Linked DNA regions of Homo sapiens: region 2 is linked to region 1. A link is an interaction called in ENCODE POLR2A ChIA-PET data of the cell type or tissue named here. Cell type or tissue: IMR-90. All regions are shown on one strand. Region 1 overlaps CSNK1G1 (casein kinase 1 gamma 1). Region 2 overlaps CSNK1G1 (casein kinase 1 gamma 1).

What was found. Peaks named below come from ENCODE experiments on the same cell type or tissue, not always from the same donor. Only the 100,000 strongest peaks of a DNase experiment are listed, where the experiment ranks them.
Region 2: POLR2A ChIA-PET joins it to region 1 with 10 read pairs; 5 of 35 experiments call an interaction of 5 or more read pairs at or near these places.

Annotation. Positions count from the first base shown.
Region 1 is chr15:64,242,913-64,250,912 of GRCh38, reverse strand. The region is part of intron 4 of CSNK1G1 (casein kinase 1 gamma 1); the gene reads left to right. Among named protein-coding and RNA genes, the nearest start is that of PPIB, 84 kb to the right of the region's middle. RefSeq lists enhancers at 2,569-2,863, 3,753-3,812, 3,933-4,433, 4,434-4,934. In IMR-90, no CTCF peak of the experiment used is centred here; DNase peaks (open chromatin) are centred at 2,742 and 3,962; H3K27ac peaks cover 199 bases.
Region 2 is chr15:64,320,087-64,328,086 of GRCh38, reverse strand. The region is part of intron 1 of CSNK1G1 (casein kinase 1 gamma 1); the gene reads left to right. Among named protein-coding and RNA genes, the nearest start is that of CSNK1G1, 32 kb to the left of the region's middle. RefSeq lists enhancers at 276-1,135, 1,136-1,996. In IMR-90, no CTCF peak of the experiment used is centred here; a DNase peak (open chromatin) is centred at 3,376.

The sequences.
Region 1 (8,000 bases):
ACCTGTAGGGACAAGTCTCTCAGAAGATGAAATCTTTCAGAGCTATTTTCACTATTTGACATTAGTAGAATTTCCTCTGCTTTATGCCCCCTTCACTGTGACAGGTTTTATATGAATGACTAAAGCTTGGTTTCTATTTTTTTTTTCTTTCTTTCTTTCTTGTTTTGGAGACAGGGTCTCACTCCCATCACCCAGACTGGAGTGCAGTGGCACGATCACGGCTCACTGCAGCCTGGGCCTTCTAGGCTCAAGCAGTTCTCCTGCCTCAGCCTCCTGAGTAGCTGGTACTGTAGGCATGCACCACCACACCAGGCTAATTTTCTGTATTTTTAGTAGAGATGGGGTTTTGCCATGTTGCCCAGGCTGGTCTTGAACTCCTGGGCTCAAGTGATCCTCCTGCCTTCAGCCTCCCAAAATGCTGGGATTACAGGCATGAGCCATCATACTGTTTGTTCTATTTCAAGTAACCCTATGAAGGTACTACTGAAGGAATTTGAGTTCTGCATCCTAAAATATTTAGAATTATATGAGTCATTGTGTGTTATTCAAGTTTTATTATACCCTGACTATAGCAATAATCAGCTATAGTTATAACCCAGGGAGCCCACAATGGACTTGTCTTTCATTGAACTTAATATGAATTCTTGCTCACAGTAGCCTCTCAGTATATATTTGTTAATTGATTGGAGTGTTTTTGGCATAAGATTTAAGACTGGCAACTGAGTTCACAGGGTGTATACATAACTTGAGGCTTATCTTCCCACATGCCCCAGGACTACATTTTAATTGTTGTTCCTCTTACATTCCTGGTTTTATAATGTTGTTAAGTTATTCTAGGTTTCATAAGTTTTAGGGAAAAGACTGTCACAGCCCATTTATGATAAGCATGTTTGTATATGTCTCATAAATCCAAGGGTCAGGTAACAACATGCTTAATCCAGTCCAGCTTAGAAGTTTAAGTGGGGAAGTGGACAGGCCAGTTTTCAGGATTTCCTCTGTAAGCCCTTTCAAATAGATCCACCAAATCAGACCAATCTTCCCTTTTCAATATAGAGCCAAAAAAAATCTAATGTATTTGTTAGGTAGGAATAACATCTGTGCTGCTGGGTTGGTACTCTTCCCAAATACAGAAAATTGCAAGCTCTTGAAGTTTCAGCATTCTCTGTGCACTGAAAGCGAGGAGTAAACAGGGAGGGCATTAGAGGAAAGGTGACTATACAAATTGCTTTTCACTTAAGCAGCAAGGAAAAACTGGAATCTCTGAGACTGGTATATCCATCATTGTCATGAGTGGGAATAGGAGGGCTCTGTTGTACTGGTTAGGCCAACTGTTGACTCATAGTCAGGTAGGCTGGCCATCGTTGGTCTGTCTCCCAGTACCTTTTCTAACAAACATGTAAAGGTCACAAAGCCTTCTAGGTCCTATATGCAGTTCAGTGGTGACTACTGGCCTCTTTTCTGCTTCTTGAGATCACCCACTACTTCTAAAATAGCTGCGGTGGGCATCATCTTAATACCCTTGCCTGCAACTAACAAGGTAGCTGCAGACTTTTCCAAGATAGGAAGTGCTTTAGTTTTCTGTTTCAAATCCCCTTGCTACCCCTACCCGCTAGTGTAAGAATTACTTTTAGGATTTTCTTACAGTCATCTAAATCGGCTTGACTACTTAGTTCTAATCATAGAGTTCACCACTCTTCAGGCTAATTTAATGTGGGAAAGTCCAGTGTATTTGAAGTTCTTCATATTAGGCCCAAGTTTGCCATTTATTTATATATTTATTATTTTTAAAATTTAGATGGAGTCTTGCTATGTCACCAGGCTGGAGTGCAGTGGCACTATCTCGGCTCACTGCAACTTCCGCTTCCCGGGTTCACGCCATTCTCCTCCTCAGCCTCCCGAGTAGCTGGGCCTACAGGCGCCCGCCACCATGCCCAGCTAGTTTTTTTTTGTAATTTTAATAGAGACGGGGTTTCACCATGTTAGCCAGGATGGTCTCGATCTCCTGACCTCGTGATCCGCCTGCCTCGGCCTCCCAAAGTGCTGGGATTACAGGCGTGAGCCACCACGCCTGGCCAATTTTTTGTATTTTTTTAGTAGAGACGGGGTTTCACCATGTTGGCCAGGATGGTCTTGATCTCCTGACCTCGTGATCTGCCTGCCTCGCCCTCTCTAAGTGCTGGGATTACAGATGTGAGCCGCCGTGCCTGGCCATATTTTTTATTTTATTTTTTCCAGAGTCCAGATGAGGAAGAACATTGGGATATTTTTAAAATCCTGATTATATTATCCTATTGATGATTAGGCATTGACTATTTTTTTATTGTAATTGCATATTGGTCCCACTCTCCCCACTCCCTGCCATAAGATTATAAGCTCCTTGAAAACAAGCCTTGTGTCTTCTTTACCCTTGTATCTCAAGCGTATCTTAAGGCCTGGTGTGATGTCATTCTGTCACATAGCAGTCAGCAAGTAGTTCAGTGGCAGAAAGAAGTTAGAAAGATTTAATAAGCTTGCCTTTTTAGATTTTTACCAATGTTATTAATAAAAATATTCCTTGTGATGGTTAAAAAAAGGAAATTTATTTTGAAAGAAGATCAATTGACAAGAAAATAGACAAGATTTCACCATGTGTCCTTGTAAATGTGAGCATGAACACCAGAGCTTGTTTTTAACTTAGAGGCACAGCATTCCTCCCCCTATTTTTTCAGAGTAAGTTCTCAGCTGCAAGTATGACTCATTGGTAGTTAATGTTTGAGCAGCCAGTGCGCATATGCCACTCTTTTGATTACCAAGGTGATGTTGCAGCATTGTAAATAAACAACCTTTTGTGCCAAAGCCACACAAAGACCACAGTAACATAATTAGTGTTTTTACTCACTAGTGTTTTGTCTGTCATTGTTCATTACTGTCCAGTGAATTATAAAATATTTGGATTTCCTGACAATGAATACTTAAACAAAAAGCCCATTGTGACTTAGGTTTGTTCAGTGAATTAATCATTGCTTATAAATGTATGAAATTATTTGGGAAAAATGATTGATTATGAATTTAAAGAATACCTATTGCTGTGATATCCAGAGCTTGAGACATTAAATTCCTAAAATAGGAACTTTTTGTTGTCCTGGGACTATGACCATTTTCTTCAGTACCCAACTCTTAATCATTACCTTGGCCTTTTGGACCCCAGTTTCACATTGATGACCTGATCTAGAAATTCATACCAATTCTCTAATTATGTAGAGATAGAACAAAAATGACAGCACTGGGTAATTGTGAATGTGGTTCTGGTTGGAGGTCTTCCACATTGTCTCTGCTTTTCCTTGTGTGATCTCTAACTCTTTCTCTTCCATTCCACTTTGTTTTCTAGTGAGTGGTCACACTTTTCAAGCTTTGTTTCTTGATTACAGTTTTACCACCAAGATTTTCAAGACTTAATGCTTAAGAATTGATATCTCCAAGATAATCAGGGAAGAAAGTAAAGGGGACCATGAGAACCTTGAAACTGAGAATAAGCATTTTATTTTCCTGTTAGCTATCATTTTTTCATTTCTTATAGAAACCAAATTGTAAAATCTTATAACTATTTTTCTTATTTTCTTCAATCATCAATGTTATGTTAATTGTATTATGGTCACCATAGGCAAGTTTTAATTTCTTTTCTTTTTATGGGAATGATTTTAGGTTTCAGTATTTCCTTAGGGTCTTTTACTTAGGAAGATACATACATTATCAATTTAAAAATTTTCCAATCCATAAATCTTTTTTCCAGCATAGCTCTCAGTTTTGCTTGTATTCTAGCACACAGGAACAAGATTTGGTGGATGAGAGGTTTGGGGCAGAGATATGAAAGAGTCTGTGGCCGAAACAGATCCGTATTAGGAAGAGTGACAGTATGAGAATGACTCCATAGCTGACCACATGACAACAGCGTGGTATATGTTCGTTAATTGACTAGAAGATGAATAAGCCAGAACCAAGCATGCAGCTGAAGTGGGAGGAAAAAGGGAGGGAGGGGATGAGTCAGCAAGGACCAGAGCAAATGAAAGAGGATTGAGGGTTTAGAGGGTAGGTAAACGGCAGGATAATAGGATTCTTTGCAGTAAATGACAGGAAAATGGAGGTCTCTGACATAACCTGAAATTTCTAAGTCTAGGCTCCCATATCCTGGCTTCCCAGCAGCTATTGTAATCTAGTGACTCTTCTGATTTGGCTCTCTTATAAAGGAGAAGCTAATCCTCAAATTAAAAAATGACAAGATTCCTCCCCCCCCCCCTTTTTTTTTTTTTTAAAGAGACGGACTCTTGCTCTGATTCTGAGGCTAGAGTGTAGTGGTGCAATCGTAGCTTGCTGCAGCCTCAAATTCTTTGGCTCTAGTCATCCTCCCGCCTCAGCCTCCCAAGTAGCTGGGACTACAGGCGCAATGCACCATAGCTGGCTAATATTTTTAGTTTTTTGTAGGGATGGAGTCTCACTATGTTGACCAGGCTGGTCTTGAACTCTTGGCCCCAGGTGATCCTCTCACCTTGGCTGCCCAAAGTGCTGGGATCACAGGCATGAACCACTGTGTCCAGCCTTAACAAGACCCCAGTTGAAACTTCACAAATGCAGTAGTCAAAACAAAATCTCATTGGGCAGAGAAAGCCAGTTAACTTGTTAAATACCTAGTAGGCGGTTCATTTTTAAAATTGATACATAATATACCTATTTATGGGATATATGTGATATTTTGATACATGCATATCTATGTGTAATTATCAAGTCAGGGTGGTTAAGCTACTCATTACCTCAAACATTTACCATTTCTTTGTGTTGGGAACATTTCAAATCTACTCTTCTGGCTATTTTGAAATATACAATAAATTATTGTTAACTATAGTCACTCTGCTGTGCTATCAACACTAGAATTTATTGCTTCTAACTGTATGTTTGTACCCATTAACCAAGCTCTCTTCATCCTCCCCACACCCAACCATTCCCAGCCTCTGGTAACCATCATTCTATATGAGATCAACTTTTTAAGTTTTCACATGAGCGAGAACATGTGATATTTGTCTTTCCCTGCCTACCTTATTTCAGTTATTATAAAGGCCTCCAGTTCCATCTGTGTTGCTGCAAATGACAGAATTTCATTCTTTTTTTGTGTGTGTGTCTTTTTTTTTTTTCCTTTTTGTGGAGAACCGGGGTCTCGCTATACTGCCCAGTCAGGTCTCAAACTCCTGGGCTCAAACTATCCTCCCACCTCGCCTCTCTGAGAGCTGGGCTTACAGGTGTGAATTTCATTCTTTTTTATGGGTGAATAGTATTTCCTTGTGTGTATATGTACCACATTTTTTTGTCCTTTATCTGTTAATGGACACTTAGGTTAATTGCATATCTTTGCTATTATGAATAGAGCTGTAATAAACATGGACGTACACACATGTTTTTGATAAACTGATTTTGATAATGGCTGTGAAGATCATTTGCCCATTTTTAAATCAGATTATTATTTTTACTATTTTTTGCTATTGAGTTGTTTGAATTGCATATATATCCTGGCTATTAATTAATCCCTTATTAGATACATGGTTTGCATATATTATATTTTCTCTTATTCTACTGGTTGTCTCTTCACTCAGTTGTTTCCTTTGCTGTGCAGGAGCTTCTTAGCTTGCTGAAATTCCATTTGTTTATTTTTGCTTCTGTTGCCTGTGTTTTTGAGGTCTTACCTGAAAGATTTTGCCCAGACCAATGTCATGAAGCATTTCCCCAATGTTTTATTCTAGTAGTTTCATAGTTTCAGGTCTTACATCTAAGTCTTTAATCCATTTTGATTTGTTTTTTTTTGTATAGTTAGAGATAGGGGTCTAGTTTCATTTCTCTAAACAGACCATCCTTTCCCTACTGAATGTTCTTGGCACCTTTGTTGAAAATTAGCTGGTTCCAAATATGTGGGTTTATTTCTGGGTTCTCTCCTCTCTTCCCTTGGTCTCTTTGTCTGTTTATGCCAGTAACATGCTGTTTGGTTACTGTAGCTTTGTAGTATATTTTGACATCAGGTAGTGCGTGATTAGTGGGTGATGCCTCCAGCTGTGTTGTTTTTTTTTCCCCGCCTTGATACAGGGTCTTACTCTGTTACCCAGGCTGTAGTGCAGTGATGTGATCACGGCTCACTACAGCCTCAGCCTCCCTCACCACGCCCTGCTAATTTTTTGTAGAGGTGGGGTTTTGCCATGTTACACAGGCAGGCATCAAACTCCTGGACTCCAGTGATCCACCTGCCTCAGCCTCCCAAAGTGCTGGGATTACAGGTGTGAGCCATTATGCCTGGCCTTGCTTTGTTCTTTTTGCTCAGGATTGCTTTGGCTATTCAGAGTCTTCTGTGATTTCATAAGAATTTTAGGATTGTTTTTTCTATTTCTGTGAAGAATGTCTTAGGTATTTTGATATGGATTGTGTTGAAGCTATAGATTGCTTTTGGTATTATTAATATTTTTACAATATTCTTCCAATCTATGAACAAGGGATGTCTCCCCCCGGCCCACACTCTTTTTTTTTTTTTTTTTTAATTTTTCAGTTTCCTTCACCAGTGTTTTACAGTTTCCCTTGTAGAGCTCTTTCATATCCTTGGTTGAATTTATTCCTAGGTATTTTTTTTGTAGCTATTGTAAATGGAATTACTTTCTTGATTTTTTTCCACTAGTTTGTTATTGGGATGTAGAGATGCTACTAATTTATTTATTTCTTATTTTATTTTTATTTTTTGAGACAGAGTCTCGCTCTGTCGCCCAGGCTGGAGTGCAGTGGCGTGATCTCGGCTCACTGCAACCTCTGCCTCCCAGATTCAAGCAATTCTCCTGCCTCAGCCTCCCAAGTAGCTGGGATTACAGGTGCCCACCACCACACCCAGCTAGTTTTTGTATTTTTAGTAGAGACGGGGTTTCACCATGTTGGCCAGGCTGTTCTCGAAGTCCTGACCTCAGGTGATCCACCTGCCTAGGCCTCCCAAAGTGCTGGGATTGCAGGTGTGAGCCACCATGCCCGGCCTGTTTATTTATTTTTTTGAAACAGGTTCTCACTCAGTCACCCAGGCTGGAGTGCAGTGGTGTGATCTCGGCTCACTGCAACCTCCACTTCTCAGGCTCAAGTGATCCTCCTGCCTCAGCCTCCTGAGTAGATGGGACTACAGGCACATGGCTAGTAATTTTTGCATGTTGCTTTTGTATCTTGCAACTTGACTACATTTTTAAATTCATTTTGAGAATTTTTTTGGTGGCAGTTTTAGGATTTTCCACATATACAATCATGTCACTTGCATATAGGGACAATTCGACTTCCTCCTTTTCAATTTGGATGCCCTTTATGTCTTTTTCTTGCCTGTTTGCTCTGGATAGTACTTCTAGTACTATGTTGAATTAGAGTGGTGAGAGACGGCATCCTGTCTTGTTCCAATTTTTTGAGGAGAAATTCAGCTTTTCCCTGTTTAAAATGATGTTAGCTGTATTTGTCCTATATGACCTTTGTTACATTGAGGTATGTTCCTTCTGTACCTAGTTTGTTGAGGGTTTTTTTTGTTTTGTTTTGTTTTGTTTTTCTTTGAGATGGAGTCTCGCTCTGTCTCCCAAGCTAGAGTGCAGTGGCGCAATCTTGGCTCACTGCAACCTCTGCCTCCCTGGTTCAAGCGATTCTCCTGCCTCAGCCTTCCGAGTAGCTGGGATTACAGGTTCACGCCACCACACCTAGCTAATTTTTGTATTTTTAGTAGAGACAGGGTATCACCATGTTGGCCAGGATAGTCTCGATCTCTTGACCTCATGATCCGCCCTCCTCAAAGCCTCCCAAAGTGCTTGGATTACAGGCGAGAGCCACCGCGCCCAGCCGAGGATTTTTTTTTAATCATGAAGGGATGTTGAATTTTATCAAATGCCTTTTCTGTGTCTATTGAGATGATCATACGGTTTTGTCCATTCTATTCATGAGATATATCTCATATATTAATTTATGTATGTTGAATCATTCTT
Region 2 (8,000 bases), 77 kb before region 1:
ACTTGGTTCCATTCTCCCCATCACTTTCAGGTACACCAATCAGACGTAGATTTGGTCTTTTCACATAGTCCCATATTTCTTGGAGGCTTTGCTCATTTCTTTTTATTCTTTTTTCTCTAAACTTCCCTTCTCGCTTCATTTCATTCATTTCATCTTCCATTGCTGATACCCTTTCTTCCAGTTGATCGCATCGGCTCCTGAGGCTTCTGCATTCTTCACGTAGTTCTCGAGCCTTGGTTTTCAGCTCCATCAGCTCCTTTAAGCACTTCTCTGTATTGGTTATTCTAGTTATACATTCTTCTAAATTTTTTTCAAAGTTTTCAACTTCTTTGCCTTTGGTTTGAATGTCCTCCCGTAGCTCAGAGTAATTTGATCGTCTGAAGCCTTCTTCTCTCACCTCGTCAAAATCATTCTCCATACAGCTTTGTTCCGTTGCTGGTGAGGAACTGCGTTCCTTTGGAGGAGGAGAGGCGCTCTGCGTTTTAGAGTTTCCAGTTTTTCTGTTCTGTTTTTTCCCCATCTTTGTGGTTTTATCTACTTTTGGTCTTTGATGATGGTGATGTACAGATGGGTTTTCGGTGTGGATGTCCTTTCTGTTTGTTAGTTTTCCTTCTAACAGACAGGACCCTCAGCTGCAGGTCTGTTGGAATACCCTGCAGTGTGAGGTGTCAGTGTGCCCCTGCTGGGGAGTGCCTCCCAGTTAGGCTGCTCGGGGGTCAGGGGTCAGGGACCCACTTGAGGAGGCAGTCTGCCCGTTCTCAGATCTCCAGCTGCGTGCTGGGAGAACCACTGCTCTCTTCAAAGCTGTCAGACAGGGACATTTAAGTCTGCAGAGGTTACTGCTGTCTTTTTGTTTGTCTGTGCCGTGCCCCCAGAGGTGGAGCCTAAAGAGGCAGGCAGGCCTCCTTGAGGTGTGGTGGGCTCCACCCAGTTCGAGCTTCCCGGCTGCTTTGTTTACCTAAGCAAGCCTGGGCAATGGCGGGCGCCCCTCCCCCAGCCTCGCTGCCTCCTTGCAGTTTGATCTCAGACTGCTGTGCTAGCAATCAGCGAGATTCCGTGGGCGTAGGACCCTCCGAGCCAGGTGTGGGATATAGTCTCGTGGTGCGCCGTTTTTTAAGCCGGTCTGAAAAGCGCAATATTCGGGTGGGAGTGACCCGATTTTCCAGGTGCGTCCGTCACCCCTTTCTTTGACTCGGAAAGGGAACTCCCTGACCCCTTGCGCTTCCCAGGTGAGGCAATGCCTCGCCCTGCTTCGGCTCGCGCACGGTGCGCGCACCCACTGGCCTGCGCCCACTGTCTGGCACTCCCTAGTGAGATGAACCCGGTACCTCAGATGGAAATGCAGAAATCACCCGTCTTCTGCGTCGCTCATGCTGGAAGCTGTAGACCGGAGCTGTTCCTATTCGGCCATCTTGGCTCCTCCCCCCTACTTTTTTTTTTTTTGATACAGAGTTTCGCTCTGTCACCCAGGCTGGAGTGCAATGGCGTGATCTCAGCTCCCTGCAACCTCCACATCCCAGGTTCAAGCGATTCTCCTGCTTCGGCCTCCTGAGTGGCTGGGATTAAAGGTGCCTGCCACCATGCCCGGCTAATTGTTGTATTTTTAGTAGAGACGGAGTTTCACCATGTTGGCAAGGCTGATCTCGAACTCCTGACCTCGGGTGATCTGCGCACCTCGGCCTCTCAAAGTGCTGGGATTACAGGTGTGAAGCACCATGCCTGGCCTAAACTACTTTTTTAAATGTTAAAAATATTTTCTTGGGCCAGGCATGGTGGCTCACACTTATAATTCCAGCACTTTGGGAGGCTGAGGTAGGTGGATCACTTGAGGCCAAGAGTTCGAGACTGGCCTGAGCAACATGGCAAAACCCTGTCTCTACTAAAAATACAAAAATCAGCTGGGCATCATGGCACACACCTGTAGTCCCAGCCACTTAGGAAGCTGAGGCACAAGAATCACTTGAAACCTGGGAAGTCGAGGTTGCAATGAGCCAAGATTGTGCCACTTCGCTCTAGCCTGGGTGACAGAGCAGGACTCTGTTTCCAAAACTATTTCTTTTTGTAGTTCATGGCTTAAAACACTACAAAACTGAAAGCTGAGATGCAAAGGTTTTTATTCACATTTAATGAGGTAAAGTGTGATGTAATATAAGATATGACATGATGTGGGTAGCACCACTGGAATCAGGGCAGATATGAGTTTGAACTAACTCTCTGTCTCTCTGTCCGTCTCTGTCTCTGCCATTTCTTAGCTGTGTAGTATTAGGCCAATTACTTACCCTCTCTAATCTTTTCTTTTATGTAAAGTGATAATAATCATACCTCTTTCATAGGATAGTTATTAAGATAGTCCAAGTGAAGTGTCTTGCATAGTGCCTGGTATGCAGTAGGCACTTAAAAGATGCTTGTCTTATTACTGTAAAAATTTAGAGATGTGATTTAAGGCCTAAAGTTATAATAGTTAAAGGTAGTTATAATTATGGAGCTTTTAAAACCTTTATTTAAAGTAGTTGTGAATCTACTTCTCTGCTATTTGAGTAAATTTGTTATAGAAATGATTATATAATTTTTTGTGATTCTGGGGCTATGAGTTTCTCTTGGTATGAAGTAAGTAAGCCATTATAATATGAGAATAAGGCAGTACTAACAGCTATCAGGATATGTGCATTGTCTTTTAGGCAAGCTCACCACCTGTATACCTTCTCCAATTAATAGAATTTGGAGTTGTTTTTACTGAAAATAATGAAAGATGAGTCTGAAAGCTGAGCATATACATTTGTAGAATTCAAACGGATGCCTGCTATGCTGCTTATGAGTGAGATAATGTAACTGTAGCTATATCCCAGTGAAGGTAAAATATCACTAACAACCACTTGAAATTGTGTTGCTCCATTCTCCTTAAAATATACTTCTATTACTGTGTAGCTGTAGGGGATGATTATAGGAAAAAGTGTCCACTACCCAGATGTCACAAATACTGAAAACAACAAAAGAATTCTTTATTAAATCCTGTATTAATCAAGTTCTCATGATTCAGATGCTTTTTACATGTTCAATAGTTACCCTGCTAACACATATTACAGAGTATCAGACTGTATGGTAATAATTTCACTGTACAATACAAGCTAATTTAGTAGGATTCTATTGATGTATTCAAAACTTGAATATTTTACATGAAAATGTACTTATTCCCTAAAAGAATAAATTTTCTTATAATACCATGTGCATTTGTTGCACAGTCAGCAGTGACTCTTAAGAACCATTAAAGAAATTTCATGGAGTTCCTTTATAATTAGGCAACAAGAATATGTGGTCCTAGGGTGTATTAGTCAGGGTTCTCTAGAAGGACAGAACTAATAGAATATATGTATATATGAAGGGGAGTTCATTAAGCCGAATTGACTCACACAGTCACAAGGTGAAGACTCACCATAGGCCATCTGCAAACTGAGGAGCAGGGAAGCCAGTCTGAGTCCCAAAACCTCAAAAGTAGGGAAGCAGACAGTGCAGCCTCCAGTCTGTGGCCGAAGGCCTGAGAGCCTCTGGCAAACCACTGGTGTAAGTCCAAGAGACCAAAAGCTGAAGAACTTGAAGTCAGATGTTCTTCGAGGGTAGGAAGCATCCAGCATGGGAGATAGATGAAAACTGGAAGACTCAGCAAGGCTGCTCTTTTGTCTTCTTCTGCCTGCTTTATTCTAGCCATTTTGGCAGCTGATTAGATGGTACCACCCAGATTAAGGGTGGGTCTGCCTCTCCCAGGCCACTGACTCAAATCTTAATCTTCTTTGGCAATACCCTCACAGAAACACCCAGGAACATTACTTTGCATCCTTCAGTCCAATCAAGTTGACACTCAGTATTAACCATCGCACAGGACAATCATATGCTTCGGTATTTATAGGTTTGGGTAATCAGTGTAGTGTTTATAAATACATAGTAGTGTAAGTCAGGGGCTTTTGAGTCAGGATGTCAAGTATCTACCTGACAAAAGTGTCAAAGCCTCTACTGCTTTCTAGTTTTGTTACGCATCTTACTTGGTTTCCTCATCTGTGAAGTGAGAATTATAGTAACAGTATTACTATCCATAAGGTAGTGGAAGGATTTAATGAATTAATATATTTAAATCATTTAAAGTGTACCTGGTGCATAAAGGCCCAATAAGGTTTAGATGGTGTAGTTGTTACTGTTCTACAATGTGACATGTCTTAAAGCAAACTATTTTTATAGAACAGTAAAATCAGCTGGGAAAAGAGAGGCTTTGTTTTAAGAACACTAGTATTCCTTTTGCATTTCCACATAGCTATAGAGTGAGAAGATAAGGGGATAATGGCGTTTTGAAGGAAGGAGGGGAGTAAATATAACTTTAAAGATTTTAATTGGATGGGTGAAATTGTTTATATGTTTTAAGTATAGTCAGTAATTGGCCAGGCACAGTGGTTCATACCTGTAATCCCAGCACTTTGGGAGGCCGAGGCGGGTGGATCACCTGAGGTCAGGAGTTTGAGACCAGCCTGACCAACATGGAGAAACCCCATGTCTACTAAAAATACAAAATTAGCTGGGCGTGGTGGCACATGCCTGTAATCGCAGCTACTAGGGAGGCTGAGGCAGGAGAATCGCTTGTACCCAGGAGGCAGAGGTTGCAGTGAGCCGAGATTGCGCCATTGCACTCCAGTCTGGGCAACAAAAGTGAAACTCTGTCTCAAAGAAAAAAAAAAAAGTATAGTCAGTAATTAAATAATTTTTTGAGACTGGACAAAAGTTAAATAAAAGTAAGCTAGTAATTATATTCAATGTCATAGCAGATTTTAAACCACAGCTTTTCAGGTTGCCAGTAAATACCACACAAAAGCAAGAGGAGGCTGGTTGTGCTAGCTTACACTTGTAATCCTAGCACTTTGCGAGGCCAAGGCAGGAGGATCACTTGAGGCCAGGAGTTCAAGACCAGCCTGGGCAACATACTAAGACTCCATTTTTTAAAAAGAAAAAAGGAAAAATTAGCCCAGCATAGTGGCGTGAGCCTGTAGTCCTAGGTACTCAGGGGGCTGAGACATGAGGATTGCTTGAGCCCAGGAGGTTGAAGCTACAGTGAGATGATTGTGCCACTGCACTCCAGCCTGGGCAACAGAGCGAGGAAAAAAAAAAACAACCCAAAAACAAAACGAGGAATGTAAAAGTGCAGTGCATTTTACAATGTTATGATTAAAGTGAACTCTATCTTAAATTTTATAATAACTGACTTTATTTTACTTACTTATTTAGTTTTTGAGATAGGATCTCCTCTGTCACCCAGGCTGGAATGTAGTGCTCACTCCAGGCTCTGCCTCCTGGACTTAAGTGATCATCCCACTTCAGCCTCCTGAGTAGCTGGGACTACAGATGCGCACTACCATGTCTGGCTAATTTTTGTATTGTTTAATTAATTTATTTTTTTGCTAGAGACAGGGTTTCACCATGTTGCCCAGGCTGGTCTTGAATTACTGGGCTCAAGGGATCAACCCATCTTGGCCTCCCAAAGTGCTGGGATTACAGGCATGAGCCACCATGCCTGGCCTGTACTAAATGAGATTAAAAACTTGCTTTGGGCCAGACATGGCGGCTCATGCTGGTAATACCAGCACTTTGGGAAGTCAAGGCGGGAGGATTGCTTGAGCCCAGGAGTTCGAGACCAGCCTGGGCAATGTAGTAAGACCTTGGGCAATGTAGTAAGACCGTGTCTGTATTTAAAAAAAAAAGAGAGAGAAAAGAAAACTTGTTTTGCTTGCATGTACCAATTGAGAGTATAGTATGTGCTTCAAAGGAAAAAGGTTTAACTGTTGAACAGCTTTAGGAGAAATAACCAAATTGCTTTGTGGGTATTTCATGCACAAAACTAGGAAAGAGAAATGAATATGGGAGGATTCAAGTTACAATAAGACTTTATGCTCCATGAGAGGAAGATATTACATATTACAGAATATTGATTTCAGAAGGCAAAAGATATTTACTACTTATGCTCCATGAGAGGAAGATATTACATATTACAGAATATTGATTTCAGAAGGCAAAAGATATTTACTACTTAGAGTAATTTAGTTAAGAAAAAAGAAAAAATACAGTAAAATGTTAGATAAGATCCAATTAGAGCCTACCAGGCACTCTTGTGAGGTTTGTTACTGCCTTCTGTGGTTTATCAGTAGCTTAGCGGGAACTATAGAAAAATAATTCAGGCTTTATGTCCCAAATCATAACTGTAACTCCCTCCATTCTTCTCCACTTTCAGTAGGTGGAGGAAAGTCTTACTCAGGGAAAATTTAACAATATGGTCATTTCATAATTAGAAAACTTTATTAATACTGGTGTTAGGTGTTTGACCAGACACTTTTAAATTTACCGTGTTCATGGCTTCCTTAATTGAGTACAATATCAGAAGCAGCTGTCTTCATATTAGCCAATAGCCCATAGATCTTTAGTAATTTTGTGCATGATATATTATGGCCATTTCTCTTTATATTATAAAACTGTCATAGAAATGCTTTAATTAGGCTGGGTGCGATGGCTGGTGCCTGTAATCCCAGCCCTTTGGGAGGTTGAAGCAGGAGGATCGCTTGAATCCAAGAGTTTGAAACCAGCCTGGGCAAACATAGCACAACCTAGTCTCTTCCCCCACCAAAAAATAGAAAAATTAGCTGGGCATGGTGGTATGTGTCTGTGGTCCCATCTGCGGGGAAAGCTGAGGTGGGAGGATTGCTTGAGCCCAGGAGGTTGAAGCTCCAGTGAGCCATGACTGCACTGCTGCACTCCAGCCTGGGCAACAGAGCAAGTCCCTATCTCCAAAAAAAAAAAAAAGGAAAAAAAGAAAAAAAATGCTTTTTTTTATTTCAGTGGGTAATAAGCTGTTATTTTGTGTGATGCTCATTTCCTTAAATAATACATTAAATTGTTATTTTTTGCATTTGAAATTGAAAAATGGGAATTTTTCTCTTGAATAAGAAACAGAAATGAATTAAACTTATTACCAATAGTAATCATACTATTCTGAATTTCTCTATAGAGAGCATTATAAATATCTCATACTTTTGCTTTTATATTACGAATTTGTATTGTAGGGTGAAAAAGATACTTTTTAATCTTAAACAGGATATTTTCCTTTGTGTTTTGTGAATTCCCACCCTTGTTTTTGGCAATGTAGATCACTTACGCTAAAGATTTAAAAAGCCATATTTCACTTTAAGAACTTGAGACCAGAGGTTACAAACTGGTGGTGTGGACAGTATTTAAAAATTTTAAAAAATTAATTGCGAACATATAAAAACTGGGAGATTTTATTAAAATTTCAGTGTTAAGCAACTTCTGAAAACTCAGAGCTGGCCACATTGCATGGGACCCGTATTCTTTTTTTTCTTTTTTCTTTTTTTTTTTTTTTTTTGTGATGGAGCCTTGTTCTGTCACCCAGGCTGGAGTACATTGACACGATCTCAGCTCACTGCAACCTCCACTTCCTGGGCTCAAGCGATTCTCCCGCCTCAGCCTCCCAAGTAGCTGGGATTACAGGCACTTGCCACCACGCCTAGCTAATTTTTGTATTTTTGGTAGAGACAGAATTTCCCCATGTTGGCCAGGCTGGTCTTGAACTCCTGACCTCAAGTGATCCGCCTGTCTCAGCCTCCCAAAGTGCTGGGATTACAGGCGTGAGCCACTGTGCCCGGCCCCATATTTTTATATGGCAAAATTCAACAGGAGCAGAAATAGCTGTACCTGTTAGGTGGGACACCCACTATTCACTTTGCCACTCTACACCTTCCCAGTAAAGAATCAATATCCGGTACTTCTGAGCGTTGTAACCTCTTCATTAATGCATTTGTTTTTTTGACGTGTGCCTGTTTCGGTGGAATTATCTAGAGAATAAGAAAAAGGGCCTGGTGCAGTGGCTCACTCCTGTAATCCCAGCACTTAGGGAGGCCAAGCATGTGGATCGCTTGAGCCCAACCTGAGAAACATGGTGAGACTCTGTCTCTACA